Regions from separate parts of the Homo sapiens genome. Here regions 1 and 3 are each linked to region 2. A link is a loop called in an ENCODE intact Hi-C map of the cell type or tissue named here. Cell type or tissue: adrenal gland. All regions are shown on one strand.

What was found. Hi-C counts contacts between places; a loop is a spot of excess contacts. Peaks named below come from ENCODE experiments on the same cell type or tissue, not always from the same donor. Only the 100,000 strongest peaks of a DNase experiment are listed, where the experiment ranks them.
Region 1: it touches region 2 in a loop (2.2-fold over the local background); 5 of 110 quality-filtered maps call a loop at or near these places.
Region 3: it touches region 2 in a loop (5-fold over the local background); 33 of 110 quality-filtered maps call a loop at or near these places.

The regions. Positions count from the first base shown.
Region 1 is chr18:48,129,654-48,137,653 of GRCh38, reverse strand. The region is part of intron 3 of ZBTB7C (zinc finger and BTB domain containing 7C); the gene reads left to right. Among named protein-coding and RNA genes, the nearest start is that of ZBTB7C-AS1, 29 kb to the left of the region's middle. In adrenal gland, a CTCF peak has its summit at 3,745; DNase peaks (open chromatin) are centred at 733, 993 and 1,253; H3K4me3 peaks cover 1,717 bases; H3K27ac peaks cover 4,944 bases.
Region 2 is chr18:48,442,522-48,450,521 of GRCh38, reverse strand. No RefSeq gene overlaps it. Among named protein-coding and RNA genes, the nearest start is that of ZBTB7C, 37 kb to the right of the region's middle. RefSeq lists an enhancer at 4,690-4,984. In adrenal gland, CTCF peaks have their summits at 3,742 (motif pointing right) and 4,867 (motif pointing left); DNase peaks (open chromatin) are centred at 3,821 and 4,891; H3K27ac peaks cover 326 bases.
Region 3 is chr18:47,769,156-47,777,155 of GRCh38, reverse strand. No RefSeq gene overlaps it. Among named protein-coding and RNA genes, the nearest start is that of SMAD2, 160 kb to the left of the region's middle. In adrenal gland, CTCF peaks have their summits at 1,032 (motif pointing left) and 4,341 (motif pointing left); a DNase peak (open chromatin) is centred at 4,345.

The DNA.
Region 1 (8,000 bases), 310 kb after region 2:
TACTTAAAGGATTGCTGTTTAGTGTTTGATTTGGTTAAGTTACACTCACGACCCTGTAAGGAGAAAACATATAATTCTAGTAATTTTATTGGGCTTAGGTTTCAGGCAAATGGAAATAAATTGCCTCTAAAAAGACAGACACGCTGAATTGAATAAAACAATAATAATAAAAAGCCTCCCTTGCTTTGAGATAAGTGGTAAGTCATTTTGTGAAGTACTAGAGAAGGAGAGTGGGGGGAAACCCACAAAAAACAAAACGGAGGAACCCGGAAGAAAAGAGGGGAAAAGAAAAGCTCCTCCACCGCCCTTGCCTTTATTTCTGCTTTACCTTTTCCAAAGATCTTAATTTGGTGTCATAAAGTGAAGCGTAACGCGCGAGTGGTGAGATCGTCCTGTCCTGCGCTTAACAGTACAGGTGGACCAAAGGGGCTCCCGGCCAAATACTTCTGGTTGGAGGGTGGGGAGGGAGTGCTCTCTCAAAACCACTCCTGGAATGGCTTAACTCGCCCAGCACGAATCAATGACAACCTCCCGCCGGCTGCGGCAGGCTCCCGCGAGCAGCGCGGCCGCGTGGATTCCCAGCCCGGGACCCTGGCGGCGCTCAGGACACGGCCCGGGCACGAGCGCGGCGTCCCCGGGGCGGCCAGGTGGGTCTGCGGCGGCCTCGGCCCGCCTCTGGGCTAGGATCGGGGCTCTGGGGAGCCCAGCGGCCGGGCCGTGGGGAGGGGGTGGGGGAGGAAGCCCTTCCGGGCGGCCGGGAGAGCGCTGCGGGCATTCTCGCTACGCGCTGCGGGGACCCTGTGGCCGGGTGGCCGCGGGGCGGCTCTGGCTGGCGCGGGTGGCGGCGTCCGCAAAGCGTTCAACTCCCCCAGCCTCGCCGGAGCTCCTGCGGGGCGTGGGGCCACGCACCTCTTCCGAAATAGGAGAGAGGATCTGGAACTCTGCAGAGAGCAACTCTCGCCACTGCCCCATTGCCGCCGGCCCACGCCAGCGGGCTCCTTTGGGGCGAGGGGCCAGCCGAAGGAACGTAAGGGCACTCCGAGAGGGAGTTGCGGGTGTACCTTGGTAGTTTAAATTGTCTCCCCCAAGAATGCTTGGTCCTCCTGAGAGTCAGATGCAAAACTTGGGGACGGGAGGGAGGGGGGACAAAAGCCATGGCAACTTGGCAAAAGTCGAGGGCCGGCGATACGGGCAGAAATTAAAGGAGCGATTGGCAGAAGTCCAGCTAGGCGCGCGGCGGGAGCCCTGTCAGGTCCCTGGGCTCAAATCGCGCGCTGAGCTGGGTGGGTGGGGGGCTCTTCCCTGGACTCCAACCTGGGGGTGAGTGGATGGGGAGCACTCCCACCCGAGCAGGCGAGTCGAGCTATAGTCTCTCAGCTCCGGAGACGGCCCGGTGTGGGTGGCGCAAAAGGACTGACCCCGTGCGTCCCCACTCCCGCGGGCGCCCGGGCCGGCGTCACCCACTGGAGCGCCTGAGTTCCTGCAGGCGGGCGCAGCGGCCGCGGGGCTGGCCTGGGAAGGACGATGGAGAGAGCTTCCCCCTAACCCAGCACCCACGCCCCCCTGCCCGCCGCCCACCCCGCGCGGAGCATCCAGCGTCGGGTCCCCCACGCCGTGCTCTGTGGTGAGGGCTCCAGGGTCGCTCCTTTCTGTTCCTGGCTTCCGTTGTCCTGGCTGTGTCTGTGCCGGCAGGCGGGTGGGCAGCGGGCGGCTGCCTTCTTTCTTTTAATAGCTGGTACCCAGCTTCGCGCAGAAGGAAGCCCCACTCCAGCGACTTATTGGTCGGCTAGTGGCAGACCACTTCCAGTTCTTCTAAATGCGGAATTTTGAAAATAGAAAGGAAGTGATTGAAACAATCGAGCAGTTTCTCCAGATGAGATAGAAGATTTTTTGGAAGGGGGAGGGGCGCGCTGGCTTGGAGGTGGTAAAGGCTCTGCCAGGTTCAAGTTTCAGCTCCACTCCCTCCGTTCCCCTTCTTTCACCCAGTTAAATCCTCTCTGGGCTTAGAAAGGCTCAGGAACCCCCGCTGGGTGAAACTCCAGGAAAGAAAAGTAGCCCCAGTGCCGGTCCTCCCCCCTTAAGGCACAACCTGGGCTGCATAGAAAAAGAACCCACTCTCCCAAAAAAGACTCATATTAGGCCACATCAGATATGAATCATTAGCCCCACTTTGCAGATGGGGAAACTGAGGCCCAAATGGGTTAAATACATTGTCCAGGTAGTAGCAGAGGCAGGATTGAAAGCCACTCATTGTACCCCACGTCTTTTAGAATCTTACACTTTAACTGCAGAGACAGGAATCGCCTTGGTATAATTATAGTACAACAGAAAATAGTATGTGTTACACTTAATATTAACTTTTTTTAATGTCATTTTCTTTTTAAACAATCAGTCATTTATTCAACGCTATTGTATTGTTTACTGTATGTGTCCAGGTACCATGCTAAGTGCTGGGCATACATCAGTAACTGAAATCAGACGAGATCTCTGGCCTCTGTCAATGGGAATAGTAATAGTAATAGTAATAGTGCAACCCTCAAAGGGTTGGATGAAGTGAGATGGAGCCTGGGAAGGAGCCTGGGAAGCATTGCTGTTGAGAAGCAGCAGCAGGAGGCCTGGATGAAGAGGAGGAGAGGGAGAAGGAAGGAGAGGAAAGAGCGGGGAAGTTAGAATGACTGGAGTCTCCATGCTGCAGTCACCAGGACTTGTCCCTGGTTCAAGGGGATGCAGTGGAATGCACACAGCACAGTCAGCCTCTGCCCCAAGTGCCCAGGAAGCTGTTTGAGCCCCTGCTGTTCAGATTATTCATTTAGGGTTTACAGTTGTGGGTTTCGAAGAGTCTGCACTTTTGGCACATGCCAGCTGGAGATGACAAGAAGAGGCCCAAACAGTCTCTGAGAGTACTGGCATCTCTCTCTGGATCAGTGCTGGCCGGGCTGAGAACTGTCCCAGGGTGTCACCCTGCTGATGCATCTGCCCACTTCCTCAGTGGCCAGGATGGCATTTTCATAGGACTCGAGTTTAGCTTCAAGCGCCTGCCCTTACCTTTGGGGAGGGAAGCTTGTCTACACTCACAGGACTTGTTGGTAGCAAAGCCAAGACTAGAACCCAAGTCTCTAGACCGTACATGGTTCACAGAGCAGCTCACTTTGGCCTTCCGGGGCGGTTTTAGGACTCAACTGAAAGACCCTTCATCCACTTACATCTCCACTTACAATGCCATTTCCTGAGAATCCTGTCCTCCTTCGTTTTAGCTGACCAGACATATCTGTCCTAATAGAATGGTGTTGGATGGATGTTTGAGACAGAGCAGCCATAAATAATCTGGGGCGTTTGGCCTGTTAACTCTCCTTCCATCCTGAATGGTGTAATAGGTTTAAGATAACTACCTCTAAAATTAACTATCACTTTTGTGAGGAAGGTGAACTGATAAATCTTGCCTTGAAACTATTACCCATCTGAGTGATGCTCTGGGACTTTCTTTCCCCAGAATTGTTACCGACTTCTGCTAGAAGAATAGTTTTTTTCTACTTCCTTTTCTTAAAAAAAAAAAAAAAAAAAAATCCTGGGTTTGAGGTCACAAGATCATATTGCATACTACCTTGATGTCGTGCTGCCAGAATAAAGGCATTTTCCCCCAATATTGAGATTATCAGCTTGATAAGGGCCGTGAGCACCCAGCTGGCTATCCCAGTGTTTACAGCAATTACACAGGTGTATAATTGCATGGGGATGTTTGTTTGCTCAGCCCTTGCTCAGCCAGGCAGCCCTACAGGTTGGGCCAGGGAGAGAGCTGTTCAGTTTATTTTCCTTTGGCTGGGAACTGTGGAGATGAATAGAGGGAGGGGAATCGGGTTGAGAGATTGTTGCCAAGAGCAATTTGGAGTCTCCTTCATATTAGTCAGAGATTGTGTTTTTCCTTTCTAAAGCCTCCTGCTTCATAGTAACTTCCACGGAGGATTTATTTTCCATCTTGTGTGTGTGTGCTTGTTAATTTTTGTTTGATTTTTAACTTGCTGCACTTCTCATGACTTAGCAAAAAAAAAAAAAAATAGCGTGGGGAATGTGTGATGACACAGGCCCTTTATATCATACATTCTGCATGTTATTGCTTAATAAATTTGAATACTGATAGACCCTGAGGTATCATGATGGAGTGAAATGAGTAATTCCTTTGAAGGGAGAGTTTATCTTCAGTGGATGACTTTCAAAATTGCAGCATAATTTCACTTTCCCACTGTACATCTTGATCCTGTGTTTAGATAAATAGAAATGCTTGCTCTCTTCTGTCATTTTCCCTTTTGTTCCATTTGGAAGGCCCCCTCCATCTAGGCCTTGCTTGGAAGGGGATCAGCTAGAGTGGGCCTCCTTCCACTTCATCCGCACCCATGCACCTCCCTCCTCCATGCCAGAGGCCAGCTAGTGAGAAGGAGGTTCCCCCCATGGGATAAGAGCTGCCCCACAATGGTAGCTTGGCTTGTGTGTGCATGGAACACAGAACAGGAAAGCTTGCATGACCACAGGCTGCCCCTCCTAGGCCAGGAACCCCGGAGCAAGCTGTAATTCATCAGTCAATAACTGAGTCCATCCACTGAACAAATTGAGTGGAGCAACTCTGAGACTCCAAACTTGAAAAATTACCTAATAATACGGCACATGATCTATGTCGGCTTTTCCAAATTAGATGCAAACCAGATGCAAATGTACATGTGGCCCTCCCAAATGATATCATATAACTGGACTTGGCCTTCAGGAAAATCTGTGCTGCCTACACATATGCGTTGTACACATACCTGCAGGGCTATTGCTTTCTTGGCTGTGGAGTCTGGCTGACAATTCTGTTAAATTGTTTCTGGAGACAACAGGTTGGTCCGTTGGTCTTTCTGGAGCCACTGGAAGAGGTCACTGGAGAGATGACAGTGGTCTCAGCTCCTGTTGACACTTGCCATCCATAAGCCCTAGGGAAATCTAGCAGAGGCTGCCTCTATTAAGCAGAACTTAAACAACAGAAACTTTTCTAATGTTTGTTTTGTTTCTGTTTTTCTTAATAAAACAGTCAATAAAATTTATTGAGATATAATTCACATAGCATATAATCCACCCATTTAAAGTGTAAATTCAATGGTTTTTAGCATATTTGCAGGGCTGTGTAACCATTATCATAATCAGTTTTATAGTATCTTGATTACTCCAAAGGAAATACTGTACCCATTAGCAGTCACTGCCCATTTCACCCCAAGCCGTCCTAGGTTACCAATAATCTACCTTTTGTCTCTATAGATCTGCCTATTCTGGACCTTTCGTATAAATAGAATCAGATAATATGTGGTCTTTTGTGACTAGTGTCTTTCAACTAACCTAACACTTTTGAGTCGTTAGCTTTGTAGCATGCATCAGTACTTCATTTCTCTTTATTGCTGAACAATATTCCTTGTATAGATACACCATATTTTATTTACCCATTCATAATTATATTTACCCATAATGGGTAAATCCATTTACCCGTGATGGATATATAGGTTGTTTCCATATTTGGCTTCTGTAAATAATGCTGTTTTGAACAATCATTTGCAAGTTTTTGTGTGGACCTAGGTTTTCATTTCTTTGGGGTATATACCTAGGAGTGGAATTGCTGGGTCATATGGTAACTTGATAGTTACCCTTTGGGAAACTACCAGAATGTTTTTTTACAGTGGCTGTACCATTAGACATTCCCACCAGCAGGTATGTGATGGTTCCAGTTTCTCCATATCCCCACCAACACTTGTTGATAATATGGCCTTTTTATTGTAGCCGTCCTATCTTTAAGGGTTTATATGCTCAAGGGAGCAGTAGCCAGGAAATATTCTGGGATCAGCTCAGCCATGCTTGCTTTCTATAGGTATAGTGAGAGCCATTCAGACCTCTTGAGCATCCTGCACACCCTGGTGTTTCCTTTGCATGTCCCAGAGCTCTATACTGAGCTTTCCCTCTATGTCCCTATAAGACAGTCACTTTGTATGGCTGAGTACTCTATTTCATGCTGATATTTCAGCTCCACAGTGAAATCATTTTATCCCAGTTTTATGCCTATGGGACTGAATAGGATAACTAACACTCTTAACAAAGACAAATTTGAGCCAACTGGCATGGGGGAACTCACCTAGTTTGAAGACTACCAAACATTACACACAAAAAAAAAAACAACTATCCTTTCATTAGAACATCCTAAGTCCTGGTCATTAGCCATTCTGTGGCATCATGTTCAGTGTAGCCAAACCTGAGGACCAGAAGTGAATTCCAGTGCTTCTTGGAAGTTATCGTAATGGAATTTGGCTTGTATGACCCAAGAGCAGCCTGGACTATGCTCTGCTATGAATGGACTCTTCACCATCAAATGGTGCTTAGTCCAGCAGTTCCTAAACCTGATTACATGTTGCAATCACCTATAAAGTCCTTTAAAAGATTTCAGGCCAGGTGCCATGGCTCACGCCTGTAATCCCAGCACTTTGGGACGCGGAGGCGGGCGGATCACTTAAGGTCAGGAGTTCGAGACCTGCCTGACCAATATGGTGAAACCCCATCTCTACTAAACATAGAAAAATTAGCTAGGCGTGGTGGCACGCACCTGTAATCCCAGCTACTAGGGAGGCGGAGGCAGGAGAATCGCTTGAACCCAGGAGGTGGGAGTTGCAGTGAGCTGAGATGGGACCACTGCACTCCAGTCTAGGTGACAGAGCAAGACTCCATCTCAAAAAAGTAAAAAATAAAAATAAATAAAAGATTATAGATGCCCATGCCTACCCAAGAAGTACTGAAGTTGAATCTCAAGGGAGGCCACCGGGTGCTTGGAGGTGATTGTGGTGAAGTCTGAGAACACTTTTTAACCTCTCTTTGCCTCAATTTCCTGACTTGAAATGGGGAGTTGGATGGATTACGCTGGTGTTCTCCACAGAGATTCACACAGCTGGCTCAAGCAAAACAGATCTGTGTGGATCTGGTTCTGCACAAAATTTTATTTATAAAAGGGGGCTTCTGCTGCTGAAAATGATTCAGAGAGCCTTTAAGTAGATGGTTTCTGAAGTTCAGCTTTGACCATTCTGAGTGTTGAGGACAATTTTCCCAACTTCTCGGAGGAGGATTAGCAGAGTCATACAAATGGCCGTTACTTGGTAAGACAGTCACGCTCTTCAAGGGCAAGGACCAGATCACCCGTGTTGTTGCCCTGGCTAGCTGTGTGCACAACTGTGATATGGTAGGATTGACCTAGCATCACTTTCTTCTCCCTCCCCACTCAGGGTCATCCCTGCCCACTTCCCTTAAAGCCCCCAGAGCTTTGCTCCTCTTCTTCTATTATTATTTCTAATAGCGGCCCAGAATGTCACTCATTCAACCAACTTTTCCCAAATACCTCCTGTAAATGACAAAGTGACTAAAGCTCCATTTCTGTCCTCAAATAATGCACCAGCACATTTTAAGCAGAGAAGCAGCCTGAGGTTAATCTCTAGAGGTACAATTTCAGGGCTCCTTGATTGGGATGAAGGAGGATTTTGGAGAGGCCTGCATTCACAGCACGTAGGTAAGGCGACTCCACCCCTAACCCTGTCTGCAAGCTCTGCTCCCTTACCCTCCCCTACTGGGGCTCTGCCATCAGCAGGCTGCTCAGAAAATGCTTCTGTCATCCCTGGTCTCAGCCAGAGACCGCCCTCCTCCTGACTCCCACCTGCTAGGGAGCAGGGAGGCAGAGGAGGGAAAGGGAGGGCCGGTTTATTCGGAGATCTGAGCTCCACACTCCAGACCTTGGCTTCCACCCCATAACCCTGACTGGACAATTCACAGGACAGCTGTGCTGTAGGGACTGAAATAATCACAGTTTATTAAAGCTGTCAGGGGGTGGGGAGGTGGGGTGGAGGAGGGACCAAGGGTTGCATTTCTGCCTTTCAACGAGAGAGAGGCCAGGTGAGGAAACTTGAGGCCAGGCCTCCATGCAGTGCCGTGCCCGGAGCCTCTCCCTCCCTTCC
Region 2 (8,000 bases):
ATAGGTATATGGCTGGGGCAGACCCAGAAGCCAGGCGGCAAGCATACCCTCTCTGTTATGCCCCTGGGTGGCCTTTCCTGTAATTAACAATGAGAGGATTAACCATGAGAACTCCACCAGGGTGCTAGAGCACAGTAAAGGGCTAGTGGGATGTTAATCAGTCACTCCTTCTGAGACTTTCTGAATTGGTTCAATTTTGAGAACCCAACTCAAATACCATCTTTGCTGTGACACCTTCCTCCCATTCATTCCTTTAGCCAGCAAGTAGTTAGAGAATGCTAAAACTGATAGGTATTGGTAAAAGGACAAAGGAGTGTGGAACACGGCTGTGTACATCTAGGATATTGCATTCTAGTAGGGGAGACTCCTTTATTCTCCACAGATTGATTGAGGGCCCACCGTGGTCTAGGCATTGTGCTAGACACAGGGCATATGGCAACGACCCAGACCAACAGGGGTCCTCCCCTCCCGGTGCGTTAGACCTGGTGAGGGACACAAACATGTTGCAGCTAGCCCCACTGGTTGTGACCATCGTGGCATCATGGAGGGATGGAGTGCAGGGGGTGATAGAGCACACAGAAAAGCTTCCACACCCTGGCCAGAGCAGGTGTCCCCGAGGGAGTGATTCCATCTGTGCCCAAATATACACTCAAAGGTGGCCACAGCTCAGTACCACCCAGGGGTGCGATTAGTGCAATAGGAACTGCGAAGGGGAGATCCTCTCCAGCTGCGCAGAAGGCTTCCTGGAAGAAGTAGGCACTGAGTTGAGCATTCAAGCTTCCTGAATGACTGTAATCTACCCATGTCTGGAACTGAAAAGGCACTCCCAGCAGTCTCATCAAGTTAACTCAGTTGTTCATGCTGCGACTACATCATTGTGCTCCATTCTGCTCTGTTGCCTGTGTCCCCTGTGCCCCTCAGCATCATAACCCTCTTGAAGCCTCTGGGGACTGAGGCTTCCTGTATCCCCTTGGATCAGCTTGGTGGTGGGGAGTGGACAAAGTGCACAGCCTGGGAGGTTGGGTCCACGAGCAGATGTTCCTCAACACCCTTTTATGTCCCTCTCCAGGACACACTGTACCCAAGGAAAATCAGTGCAGTTTCTTGGGGGGAGGGATTTTTAAGTGGGTTTGGTAAAAGCAGAGTCCAGGCTCTGCCCCAGAAGGATCTTTAAATAGAGCAGAGGAACACTGTCAGGAGAGAATTCGCTTACGCTTTCTATTATTCATTTATATTGGGAACATTAACGGAATTAAGCTTTGAATAAAAAGGACTCTATTTTCAGAATAGTCCTGAGGACAATTAAAGGGCGGCATTTCCCTCCAGAGAGCTGCCATCAAACCATATGGCTTCATTTTGGAAGCCACCAAGTGTTCAAGTAATGTGGTGTAGAAATAAAAAGTGAAAAGAGGTGCTCCTGCCTGCAGCGGGAGAGAACTCAGGCTGGCCACCCAGCCTGTTGTGACTTCATCCTGCCTGGGGCCAATTCCCAGGTGCCTGGAGGTAGAAAGGTGGGCAGTGGTGGTGTAGGGAGCCTGGAGTGCTGTCTCCCTTACTGGAGGTCTTTTAGATGGTGCCTCCAGTTTTTAGGTTAAGAGACGTCTTTCCTGGATGTTCCTTGCCAAAGCTATTTCCTCTGTTAGGCAAGCCAGCATCCTTCACAGATCCACACTGATTTTGAGCACCTATTTCATGACCAACAGAGTTCTAGGAGCTGGAGACACAGCAGGGAGCAAAACAAAACACCTGTTCACACCGCACGTCGGGGAGGCAGACAGTTAGCCAAGTCAAATCTGCACGTACGGGTTAGTGATGGCAAGGCCACTGAGAAACATAAAGCAGACCAGGGGATAGAGAGCGATGGGGCAGTGTTCTGTCACCTGCGGGGAAGTCAGGGAAGGCCCCTCTCATTATGAGACCCTTGGGCAGAAGCCTGAAGGAGGCAAGGCTGACCAGGCAGCTCTGAGGGAAGTGCTCCCGGCCAAGGGAACAGCAAAGGCAAAGGCCCTATATTAGTCCGTTCTCACACTGCTGTAAAGAACCACCTGAGACTAGGTAGTTTAGGAAAAGGTTTAATTGACACATAGTTCTACAGGCTGTACAGGAAGCATGACTGGGAGGCCTCAGGAAACTTACAGTCATGGTGGAAGGAGGAGGGGAAGCAAGTATGTCTTACGATGGCAAAGCAGGAGAGAGAGCGAAGAGGGAAGTGCCACACTTTCAAACAACCACTTCTTCTGAGAACTCCCTCACTATCACCAGATTGGCAAGGGGGAAGTCGGCCTCTATAATCCAATCACCTCTCACCAGGCCCCTCCCCTGACATGTGGGGATTACAGTTCGAGGTGAGGTTTGGATGGGGACACAGAGCCAAACCATATCAGGCCCCAAGGCAAGAGAGGGCTGGCATCCTGGAAGAGGGAGCTGGGAGCAGCCACAGAGGTGTGTGTGTGGGGGTGGGTGGTGTGGCGTGGGGGGTGGGAGTGGTGGGAGCTGAGGTCAGGCTGTAGGACCTGGCAACCTGTGCAGAACACCTTGGATTTTACTCTCAGTGGCATGGGAAGCCATTGGAAGGCTCTGAGCAGAGGAGAGACATGATCTGATGGGTGCTTTACAATATCACTCATCAGCCATCATCACCTTGGGTGCTGCATGAAATGAGACTTGAGAGAAGGGCAGGGGCTGGAGCATGAAGAGTGTTAGAGGCCAGATGAGGGAGCTGGGCCTTCATCATGAGGTCAATGGAGAGCCATGGAGGAGTTTAGAGGAAGGAGTTAGTCCTCATCCTTATCTTGGAATAGAAGGCTCTAAGCACAGAGAAGTGAGGTCACCCTTCCCGGAACACACATAACTGGATAAGGTGGCTCTGGGATGGAAACTGAGGTCTTCAGATTCCTATCCTCGTTACTATGAGCTTTCTCCTGAATAACAACAGGAGACATTTACTGGGCATTTTCTCAGATACCAACCCACTTATCTTTCAAAACAACCCTGGAGGTAGGCAATATTATGACTCTCATTTTACAGACAAGGACCCCAAGGCACAAAGGGGTTAAGGAACTTGTCTGAGGTTACATGGCTAGAAAGTGGTAGAGCCGGGATTGGAACCCAGGCAGCCTGGATCAGGAGTCCGTGGAGTCAACCAGTGTGCTCCAGGGCCTTGCTAAGTCCTCCAGCCATGTGAATAGATGGGTGGGAGAACCGGGACTAGTTTCTACGGTGTTTGCGGAGCCGAGTCAGCTCTGTACCTGCCTGTACTCAGACCCCCATACTTTTCCTGCATCCTTAGTCCATTCCCACTGAGACCCCCACTGCAGTAGACATCGAAGGAACAAGAAGCGCAGCGGAAAATTAGACGCAAGAATTGCCTCCCCAGGAAGATATTCAAAGCTGCTTCTTAACTTGTTGCGCCCCCAGATCCCTCAGATCTTGAGTGCCCTGGGGAGCCGCCGTGCCCTCTCGGCCATAAGCAGAACACAGAGCGGCGGCCTCTTGTGCGGTTTGATCATGTGAACCATCCCGGTTGAAAAAATGAAGGGTATCGAATTAGGAATGAAAATGATTCTTTCCCCAAGCTCTGAATGCACTCCAAAATCCCTAGGGGGAGGCTTGGGTTTGTGTTGGCAAAGGAGGAGCTGGTGGAAATGTCTGCAACTCAGTCTCACGCTTCCTCCTTCTCCCTGACTGATTGCCTTAACAGGCGCCGAGGCTCTCCAGCCGACAGGCCACCAGAGGGCACCCACAGACAGGGCTGGCAGTCTCGGGCGGGCAGGCGGGTTAGCGTCCTCTGAGAAGGCCGGGGTCGGATGTCGTGGCACTGCAGAGAGAAAAGCATACACAGGAGCCGAAACACACTGAGCAGGCCCAGGACGCGAGAACGTGGATCTGGAGCCACACCCAGCCCGTGGCCTTCCCATGCAATGGCTGTGACAACTCTCCGGTTCTGTGGCCTATGCACCAAAACAATACCTGTGGGCTCTGTCTCAGTGTCAAACTGGGATTATGTTTTTGTTTCCAAGATTAATTTGAAAAAGGTGACTGGGCATGGTGGCTCACGCCTGTAATGCTAGCACTTTGGGAGGCTGAGGCAGGAGGATCCCTTGAGCCCAGGAGTTCAAGACCAGCCTGGGCAACATAGGGAGATCCTGTCTCTATTTAAAGTTTTTTTTTTTTTTTAATTTTGAAAAAATAATTTAAAAAGAAAAAAGAAAAAGGCAAGTCCTCTGTAGATGTGTAAAGACCACAGCTAGAAGTGACTACAGATACTACTTTATTAACCACCATGAGGGTCAACTGACCCAGGCCCCCAAAGTTAATTATCCAAACCCTGGCGACATTGGCTAGTGGTGGTTTTAGCCCAAACATACACATATGTACCCACATCTCCCATGTGTTTATCACACTGAATGAGAATTACCTCCTTATTTACATGGGGACCTGAAGAGCAGGAACCATATCCTGTGAATCTCTGTTCCCAGTTGAACTTTAATGTATGTCAAACATATATAGAACATTTGGTTCCATTTCTCCAGCAAAGCCTGGAAGACAAGAAACATGATGCTTTTGTGGATTCCAAGTAGAGAAAACCTTCCTGTTCTGTGGCCTGGGATTATTTCCAACTAGGCAGGTCCATGATTTTAGGACGGCGGTCAGCAAACTATATACCTAAGCCAAATCTGGTCCGTTGCCTGTTTTTGTAAGTAAAGTTTTATTGGAACACAGCTATGCACATTCATTTACTTACTATCTATGTCTGCTTTTGTGCTACAGCAGCAGGGTTAAGCAGTTGCAACAGAGACCATATTGCCCCACCTACACTGAATGTTTGCTCTCTGGCCCTTTACAGAAACAGTCTGCTGACCCCTGCTGGAGGAGGACACAATAGCAGCCTTGGGATGTGGCTGGCAGGAGAGCTCCTCCTTGCTTCACTGTGGTGATGGTGGGGCCAGCAGAGCCCCCAAGGGATGCTAGCCATGCCTTGGGTGTGCTATGGGTATGTGAAATCTGCTTCGTGGGGACAGCCTTGCTGAGAAGCCAAGGGTCCTGCACAAGTCCTTCCAGTTCTTGATACCCAGCTGCAGTGCTAGAGTACCTGTACCCTAGCACAGCCTGGGAGGGTCTGGACATCTTAGATCAGCTTCATTCTCTCTCTCTCTCTCTTTAAACATTAAAAAAAGAACATTTTATTGAGATATAATCCACACATTTAAAGCATAAACTTCAGTCCCTTATCTCTTAACCTACTTGTCTTGTGACTCTTTTCCCTTTCGTTTCCTTAAGCTACACCTGTATAAACTTGTTCCCTGCAAAGATTTCAGTGAATTTATTCACAATCAGGTGTAAGTGACGAATAATAGTAGGATCCCTAGAATCTCAGGATGACCCATCCCATGTTGTATGCTTTTGTCTCAGGTAGAGTTTTTCCCAAGTACACACTGGGATGGAGTTTGGGGTACAGAAGAAGACATCAAACAGGGAGGCAGACCAAACAAAGCCTTAGCCAGCCTAGCTCTTGCCTAGATGTCCAGGCTTCTGTGCTTGTCCAGACCTCTCTCAGTCACCAGATGCAAGTGCCCCAGGAGAGGAGGCTCCCTGCAGGGGAGGCCAACCCTGAAGAGCTGACCCTGGAGGCTTTCTGCGGACCACACTCCCCACAGCTGGATAGCGAGCCCTTCCCTGAAGGGGATCTAGAAGCTGTGTTTCCATGTGCACCTCACCCTTTTAAAGGATCCCATAACCCAGTGACCCTCCAGCACCCCACTGATAGGAGGACTCTCCCAGGACCAGGGCACCCTCTTTCTACAGAGGCAGCCCATCCCCATTTCACAAGGTGCTGGGCTTCCCTCTGCTGAGCTAAAATCTGCACTCCTAAAATGCAGGAGTGCTAGTCTAGGTTCTGCCCTTTGGAGCTACACAAATCAAAAACCCATTCCCATGATGACTATTGGGAGCATCTCCCAGCCCACTCCCATCCTGATCTCTCCATTCATTCCCCATGTGACATACGTCCGTGATCTCTGTCCAGATCATTGCTGTTTAGTCCAAATCCCTCTGACATATGGTTCCAGCTCTGAATGCAGTTCTCCAGGAGGCCTGCTTAGTGCTGAGACTAAGTCCTTCTTGCTCTGAAGGACACAGTCAAATCACAGTGTTGACTCAACTGAAGTTTACCAAAATCCTCAGCCACCAGCCACTGCTGATCCAAAGAGCCACGGACTGTCCTGCTGTAATTGACTCTCAGACACAAGTAAAGAATTTTGTATTTGTCTCAGTTTTTTTCTAACTTTTAGCCCCTTCCCAAGGGAATTTGCATTTTAACAGAAAAGGATGAATATCTGAGAAGGGATTCCTGGATGGATCAAAAGATGAATTTTCAGCCCTGGGTGTTCCTGCAAACACCCACAGATTAGTGCTTATTAGTGCTTCTTTTTTGTTTTTTTGTTTTTGTTTTTGTTTTTGTTTTTGTTTTGAGACGGAGTCTTGCTCTGTCACCCAGGCTGGAGTGCAGTGGCGTGACCTTGGCTCACTGCAACCTCCACCTCCTGGGTTCATGCCATTCTCCTGCCTCAGCATCCCAAGTAGCTGGGACTACAGGTGCCCACCACCACGCCTGGCTAATTTTTTTGTGTTTTTAGTAGAGATAGGGTTTCATCATGTTAGCCAGGATGGTCTCAATCTCCTGACTTCATGATCTGCCTGCCTCGGCCTCCCGAAGTGCTGGGATTACAGGCATGAGCCACCATGCCTGGCCAGATTAGTGCTTCTTAAACCCGTTTCAGGAGTATGTAGCAGTTCATTACAGGAAGCTCAAACAAGCTTCTTTTAGCAAGAAGCATCCTCCTGGAGGGTCACTTTATCCTAAGATTTGGGGACAAAAATTCCTATATTAAGCAACTCAGTAATAATATAGAAAAGAATGCAAAATATACATGAATTTCTAAGGGAAATTATTGACTTCAAAGACATTTCACACATCTTTTGGGATGCCTTAGGCCCACCCCTGGCCTCCCTGGAGGGGAGCAACATAGTCACTCTCTAGTTACAGAGTACTTGGTGTAGATAATGATGCTCTCCACCCTGGGCCAAAGTGGCCATGCATGGGCCAAGACATACACAAGATAACCAACCAAATAAGAACCAAACCCACACACTCCCTGCCAGTCTAGACAATGCAGTTTTGGAGGTAGAGGGTCCCTCACAGATCAGCTAGTCTGATTTTTTTGTTTTACAAAGATACTAACACCAAGAGCCAGAGAATGGAAATCATTTGCTCAAGATGGGGCAGATTTGTGGTCCCCTGAGTCTGAGTCTCCTTCATGGCATTTACTATGGGTAGTGCCAGGGAGGTGAAATTGGCTGGCTGTGAGGCTGAAACATGGTAGGTAGGCCCCTCGGGTTGCTGTTCCAGGAGATCATGGGGCCATGGGCATAATAGGCACAGGTAGAAGTTTCTGGCAGGAGTAGCTGCTGGAGAATCCACATACTTGATGTGCTGGGCAGCTCCCTGTGGGTTGAGTCAGCCTCAGCCAGCTACTAGGGATTCACCCTGGATCCATTCTCTTACGTGTGAGGCTGACATCAGAACCACTTTCTATGACTCCAAGAGAAAGCCACACTTCTTTCTCAACAGTTATTTCAGACATTGATTTTTTTCTCCCCCTGGTTGTTTCTCATGGAAAACAAGACTGCTTTCCCCCAAGTCCCAAGTGACTGCCTTCTTTGATCCTGCCCCTGGGGCTGTGTGTGTGACACCATCATTTGGCAAACAGTGAGAAAACAAAGAGAAAACCCAGAAGGGTTGGGGTTTCTAAAATCTAGGGCACAGTCCATCCCTTGAGAAGCAGCAAGTAATCTAGCTGAGTGAGAGAAGACCAACATGAATTTGAAAACAGTAAAAAACCATAAAGAAGGAAGGGTGGTTCAGGCTGTGATTGAGAGAATAGCTTAGAGGGGAGGGCTGGATGGGGACAGGAGTGATCAGGGAAACCTCGCTGGAGCTG
Region 3 (8,000 bases), 670 kb after region 2:
CAAGAGGGAGTGGGATCCACTTTCCCGTTAGTACTACCATATTTTAAACATGAGATTTCTATGACTTCTATTCCTTCTTCACTCTCTATTGTGTATAATGTGGACATGGGTGCATTTCTAAAATTAATAATTGTGTAGAGGGGCTTCAGTTCTTTAATTTGTGAAAAAAAAGAGGATTGCACTAGAATAGTGATTCTCAACCATATCTACTTATTAGAATCACCTAGGAGCTTTACAAAACACCCACACCATAATCCCTTGTCTGCATATTTAATTGATCTGGGGTACGGTCTGAGTATAGGTATTTTTCTAAGCATCCCAAGTGATCCTATGGTGCAATCAGGATCATAACTCCTGCTCTGGAAGGTTTCTCTGGGAGCTTTCCACATCTATCATCCTATAGTTGTGTGGTAGTTCTGAATAGCAGGAACCTGACAGAATATGGCACTCAACCCAGGTGAGCCATCTCTAAGCACCCACACTGCAGAGCACTCTATGAGTAGCTGGCATCTATCTTGGGTTTGACAGGGCAGATCTTCGCATCGGTGCCTGACCCCTGCAGTAGCCTTGAGGGGACCTCTGCAATCAGTCCAAACCAATGGCCACTGTTCATGGGGCCCTGTTCCAGCCATACTGGCTTCCCTCAGCCACATCTCTTCTCGCCTACCTCCCAGCCATTGTGAAATGGCTGTTCCCTCTGCCTGAAGCTCTGTTCCTTTCCTTCTTCTCCACTGACTTCCTCCTACCCTCCTCTAGTCTTAACCTAACATCGCTTCCTCAAATAAACCTTTCTTGTCTCCTTTTCTGTTCTTCAGATCCCCTCTTATATACCTCCAGAATGTCATAATGTTATATTCCTTCTTGCCTGTGTCCCAACTGTGAAGAATTATGGGTATATTTATTAGATTGATTTTCCTCACTCACTTGTAAGCCAGTGACCATGTCTGTCTTGGCCACTGTCGTTATTCCTAGTGCTAGAACAGGGCCTGCCATCTAGCGAACAACCAAGGAATACATGAACGACCCTGAAATGTTGAGAAAAGCCTGTTGAGCTCTGTTGAGCGCCTGCTCTTAAAGAAGACAGAGCTGTGTACAACCCATTTAGAAAGAGGTTCAGTCAGGAGAAGTTTAAATGGCAACCATTTAGATGTTTCATGGGAATCTTGGCTTATCCCGAGAATGTCTTCACCAATAACTCCTCATTCTCTGGCTGTGCAAGATTGAGGCAGCATCAGGCTGTGGCTTTGGGAAAAGGAAAGTCACCCTCGTGTATGTTAGGTCATCCCATGTAAGTGTACCACATGGATGGTTTGCCATTTATGAGTGTGAGTTGAGCATGCATCCACTCAATTCACTGGAAATCTGATTGATGGATGATCCTGCAAAGCACTCCAGAATTCCTTGAGTTTAATCATTAATTCACTGGACAAGGCGTCATCCCTATTTGTACCTCCATTTCCTCTGAAAATGGAGACGTTGGACTAGATCGCCAAGTGCCCATATTGGACATCATCTGCACAGAATTACTTCTCCTCAACTCCATCCATCAGGCTGTGTTAGGAACTGTTGTCTCATCCTTATCTCAGCTGACAACTGATAGACCCAGGGGTGAGCACCTTGGCCCAGGTTGGACCCATCTGTCTCTTTCCTGGACTTCAGGGTGGGGACTAAGAGAGAAGTCCACCTTATTCACATTTTTTCCCACATGTCCTGGAGAAGGCAGTCTAAAGACAGAGAAAGACTGAAGGAATGGAGCCGTGTAGAGTATGAATGATGCAGGGAGAGTGGACCCCAATTCCAGTTGTTTCTGAACCCCAGCTCATCCTTGCACTTAGATTGTTTTTGTTTTGTTTGTTTGTTTGTTTTTTGTTTTGAGATAGAGTCTTTCTCTGTCTTGCCCAGGCTGGATGCAGTGGTGGGATCTCAGCTCACTGTGCAACCTCCACCTCCTGGGTTGAAGTGATTATCCTGCCTCAGTCTCCCAAGTAGCTGGGATTACAGGCGCCTGCCACTGTGCCTGGCTAATTTTTTGTATTTTTAGTAGAGACAGGGCCAGGCTGGTCTCTACTAAAGACCATTGTCCAGGCTGGTCTTGAACTCCCGACCTCAGGTGATCCACCACCTTGGCCTCCCAAAGTGACTGCACTTAGTTTCTTATAAACAATTTTCACTTGTGGTGAAGCTAGTTTGAGTTGGGGTTCTGTTACTTACAGTGAAAATATGAGCCTTTGTGCCTTCATATTTGGAGACCGGAGTATTTATGATCAATATTTAAAACAAGACCTAGTTCCTACCTTTATCAGCAGCATTAACCAAACGGTTAGAGACCTAGACAGGCTGACAGCCCCATCGTCCTCTGTATTGGCAGAACCACTCTTGGGTCTTTGGGTCCATTTCCAAGAGATACAGTGCAAGATAATAAAATGAGGAGGGTGGGAGCCTGGGAGGGGTTTGGGAACAGAGATCTAACTCTAAGAAGCTCTTTGCCAGGACAAATGAGGGCAAGACATTGTTTTCCTTTTCACTGCTGTGTCTCTTAAGCCTCAGACAGGGCCTTGAATAGTGCCTGGCACATGGGAGATGCACATAAAGCATTTATGGAATGAGTGTAATGTGGGAGTGCTCACTTCTCCGGTGTTCTAGAATAGAGGGCTTCCACGTTTGTGAGAAGTATTGGTGGCTAGGGGGAGTGGGGAGAATGGAAGATGTGGATCGCAATGAAACTGAGGTTTGATGGCAGGAAGATACCCTAGGGCGGGGGTGGTGTGGAAGTGGCCCATGTTCTGTGTTGCTGCCTCCAGCTCGTGCCTGCTGGCCTCTGTGCCATTGTTTATGTCATCTCACCTACCAACCTTGGGGACCCCATTTCCTCAAGTCCCATCCCTCTGTGATGACTTTACTGACCACCCCAGCTGGAAGAGCTCCTTTCCTCAGTGCAGCTCACCTGGCAGTTATTTACATAGTGTCTGGCTTGACAGCTCAGTTGGGAGCTCTTGAAGGACAAGGACGTGATCGTCATCAGCACACCCCTAACCCTCCTAGAACCTGCCCCACAGCAGCATTCAGGGCACAACAGCTGATGAGCCCAGGCCTGGACCAGGCTGGCTGACATGGAAGGTTCAGGGAGAATGTGGGCAAGGTGACTGAGACCTCTGTTTCTACTGGTCCTCCTTCACTTCTGTCAGTCCATGATTCTCTCAGCATTTCATTTGTGCCCTTTTATTTCTTCTCCTGGACTGTTAGTTTACAGTCTTGTTAGGGGTAATTCCGCTACCCCAGAAATCAATGCCTTGTGACCTGTTGTGCAAAGTGCATGGGCTCCCCGAGACCTTCAGAGCAGCCCACAGGGCGCAGAGAAGGGGGCAGTCTCTCCTGCGTCCTAAGTCCTGCCTCCCCCTGCTCCCTCCCTCTCCAATGCCACCCTCTCTCCCTGATTCCTTTTGGGTAAAAGAGCATTAGTTATTGATTTTTTTTTTTTTTTTTTTTTTTAATGACAGGGTCTCACCCTGTCGCCCAGGCTGGAGTGCAGTGGTGCAATCTTGGCTCATTGCAGCCTCTGCCTCCTGGGTTCAAGCAATTCTCCTGCCTCAGCCTCCCGAGGTGCTGGAAGTACAAGCACACGCCACCATGCCTATCTAATGTTTGTATTTTTAGTAGAGATGTGGTTGGCCAGGCTGGTTTCGAACTCCTGACCTTAAGTGATCCTCCTGCCTTGGCCTAACCAAAGTGATGGGATTACAGGCATGAGCCACTGCCCCCGGCATGATTTTTTTTTTTTTAATTCCAGGTTTGAGGCTCCTAGACAATCAGTCAGTTCATAATCCTCCAAGTCGCGAAGTACCCACTCCCACCAACTTTTATAAACCCCTGTCTTCGAACAAGATGACCTTGGCTTTCTTTCAGCCTCCTTTGCTGAAGCCGTTGACTGGTATCACCAGGATAAACACAGGCGTGGGCTGACCACAGGGAGCAGAGGTGCTGGGCCTGATTTAGCCTCTAGGCCTTGAGGGGGTAGCTGATGGGGCAAGCTTCCTGGGCGGGATTACAAGAAATCCTAGGGCATCCTTGGGCGGTGTGTCTGGGGGGTCCAAGGGTGTTCTGAATCTGTGTGACCATAGTGAGCGGCTGTGCCGAGGCATTCTTCCAGGGAGAGGGTCAGTAGTTTTCATCGGTTTCTCAAAGGAGCCTGTGACTTTCAAAACTTTAAGGAGGCTGGCGTGGATGATCTCCCTCGAGGTCCTTCCTGCTTCAGCCTCTGCACTTAGGAGTTAAGAGCTTTGTTAGGAGCCACGGAGTGGAGACACAGGCAGTGGCTGATTCCTGGGCGCCGCCTTCTGGTGGTGGGGTGCATAGCACCTTTGGGCAATTGGAAAACCCCTGGGCCGACTTCCTGTCTGGACAAGCCCTAGGAAAGGCTCTGGGAGGAGTTTTTGGAATCTGGGTGCAGCTGCCTTCCCTCCCAAGAGATGGAGAATGGTTCTGGTCCAAATATGGAAGGGAAACCCTGGCAGGTCACATTCCTTCTCCTCGTTCACTCTGCACTTGGCTTCTGAGCCCCCTCAGGAGGCTGCATGGGAGTTGAGAGTCAGGAACCATGTTAGCCCTGGTCTGGTCTGGGTAGAGGGTGTGGCAAGAGTGGCCTTGGTTTGGGAGGGAGGAAGTTTTGCCTTAACTAGGGGTAGAAGACCTAAGGAACCCTGGCCAGAATAAAGGCAGAGCTTTGTACATCTCAGAAGGCTTCCCTCAAATCAACGCCTTCACCCTACTTCCATCGGGAGAGGCAGGTCCTGTCTGAGTCCAATTCACAGATAAGGACAGTGAGGCCCATGTAGGTGATGTGATTTGCCTAAGCCTACACAGCTAGACGGATTTGGATCCAGTCTTTCCACTGGAAGTCCCACTGAAGATAAACACTCCCACCTTCCCCAGCCTCCTTGCCTCCTCCCCTGACACCCCCGCTTGGGCTGCCTGGGGTCAAGAACCTGCATTTAGCTCAGCATGCTTCTGGTGGGTGGAGTCCAGGGGGAAGGGTGAGAGTCCTGCTTTCTAGTTCCTTCCACCCTCCATGTGCAGTGGACCCATAGGACCAGACCAACTGCCTTGGGCCTGGGGCAGAGCAGGGCAGGAAGCTGAGGCCGCCTCCTCAACAGGGGTGCTCCCTGTACCATCCTCCCTGAGGTTGGAAGGCAGCTGCTTTGGGATAACAAAAAGGAAGGCCCCAGTTCCCACATCAGAGTGTAAAGCAATGGGGCTCAGCATCCCACTGGGTGTTGGAGGCTGAATATGCAATAGAAGCCACGGAAGGTTTGACCATCAAGTGATGGGTCCATGACATGTTACTGAATGTAAGTCAGGTTGAAGCTGGGAGGATGGTATTACAGAGCCCTTTGTCTTCCCAGCTTAGTTGCCACTTCCTCTGGCAAGCATCCCTAATGGCCACTCTGAGTTTGGGAACCTTCCCCCGTCTTCCTCCCTGGTACGTGGAACTCACATGCTCATTGCATTTGACACTCTCCATTGTATTTTCCCATTTGCTTGTCGGTAGCCCTCTTAGGCTCTGGGCATCTAAAGGTAAGACCCCGTTTGTCACATTTCACTATGGTAACATCACATTTCACTATGGTAACCCAAGCATTTAGCCCACAGCCTGGCACATGATAGGTGCTTACAAAAATGTGTTGAATGAGAAACAGATCCTATCACATAGTATCCTGGTCAGAAATAGAATTGTTGGGAAATTTCTTACCTGGACAAGAATTCTGAGATGTTCAGAGGAGGACAGACAGCTACCAGGTTCCCCAGAAAGACACAAAGGAGCAAGGATTCCTTGGTTCTGCCTCGAGTCCCAGCATGAGTGGGTCTCCTGGCTGCAGTGTTCATGAGTTCTGTGTCTTGGTCGAGCTGTCTCAGTGGAGACTTGACTGTGCAGGATGCTGTGAGTTTGTGTGAAGTTCATGGCAATCCTGGGGGGAAAGGCCTTTCTTTTCGTGGCTCCATTCATTGTACTTTTTCTCTGGGTCAAAAAAGGGATATACTATCAGGCTTTCAGTAAATTTTAAAGAGTTATTGAATTTTGAATACATTTTAAAGAACATTATACACATGCGCATATAAAAGATATAAAGAAAAAATAAAATGAATATACATCTACTGTGCATCAAGCTTAAGAAATTGTTTTTATATATATTGTATGTTATTATTATTTAGTTCAAAATAATTACTAAATTTCCATTGTAATAACCTTGAAAACTCCCATGTTATCTCTTCCAAATCCCTTTGCCACCTCCGGAGGCTCCAGCCTCCTACATTTTATGTTTATTGTGTCCTTTTATTAAATAACCTATGACATGTGTATCTGTCAAAAACAATATGTTATTTAGTTTTGAATGTTTTTGAAATGTATTTAGGTCGCATCATATTGTATACATTCTTCTGTGACTGATTTGATCCATTCTGGTAAGTGTAGCTATGTTTCAGTTGTTTTCACTGCTGGTCAATATTCTATTTTATGACCAAATCACAGTATATTTATCTATACTTCTTTCTTTAGAATAATATTTTGATGGTATATGTATTTTCCATTCTTTTGCTTTCAGACTTTCTGTGTTTCTGTGTTTTAGGAATGCCTCTTGTAGGTAGCTTGTAGCTGGATTATTAAGAATTCAGTTGTACAAACTTTATCTTTTAACTGGAAAGTTAATCCATTTTGTTTACGGTTTTAATGATAAATTTGGATTTACTAATATTATCTTATTTTGCATTTTCTACTTGTCCAAGTTTCTTCATTTCCTTTTTTTTTCTTTTTGAAACAGGTTCTTGCCCAGGCTGGAGTGTAGTGGCATGATCATGGCTTACCACAGCCTCGACCTCCTGGGCGCAAGCGATCCTTCCACTTCAGCTTCTCAAGTAGCTAGGACTACAGGAGTGTGTCACCATGCCTGGCTAATTTTTGCATTTTTTGTAGAGATGGGGTTTCGTCATGTTGCCCAGGCAGGTTTGGAACTCCTGAGCTCAAGTGATCCTCTTGCCTTGACCTCCCAAAGTGCTGAGATTACAGATGTGAGCCAATGCACCTGGCCCTTCACTTCATTTTTTTTCCCCTTTCTTATTTTCATTTGTACTGCAGACTCTCATTCTTACTGGCCCCCACTGGGGTTATACATCTTAGTTCTGTCGTTTTAGTGGTTACCCTAGAAACTTTAACAAGCATAGTTAATCTAATAAAGTAAAAAGCTAATCAGCATTTTACACTGTGCAGTTTCTGTAGATTTAACCTTGGTTACCCGCTGTTTGACTTGGTGTGTCAGGCAAACCCCAGTGATCCACATTTTTGTACCATCCCCTTCCCTTGAGTATGAGTGGAAACTGTGACTTGCCTCTAAGCAATAGGATATGGCAAAGATGGTGGCATGTCACTCCCATGGTTGTGTTTCTTTATATAGCACTCTGTCTTAGACTGAAGAGAAAGATTTTCCCCCTAGTCTTTGTTTTTTTAAATAAATTTTATTGTGTACATTTGAGGTTTAAGACATGTTATGGGATACACATAGATAGTAAAGTGGTTACTATAGTGAAGCAGACTAATTTATCTATCATCTCACGTAGTTACTTTTGGAGGGAGGGCCTGCTAGTCTTAAAGAACCAAAAAATTATGTATGAATGTCTATGGAGAGGGCCATGTGGCAGGGAATGGAAGGCAATCTGTAAATGATGAGAAAAAATGGGGACCTCAGCCCTATAGATGTAAGAAGATCAATTCTGTCGACAATTGTGTGGGAACCTGGAAGCAGAGTTTCCCCAGTCAAGCAGCTGATGACACTGTAGTCCTGCCGGCACCTGATTGCATGCAGCCTTATGAGACCTGAGCAGAGGACCTGGTTAAGCTGTGCCCAGATTCCTGATCCATGAAAACTGTGAGATAATAAATGTGTGTAAGTTAACCATTCTTATGAAGAACATTTAGGTTGTTTCTAGTTTTTGGCTAATTTAAATAAACCTGC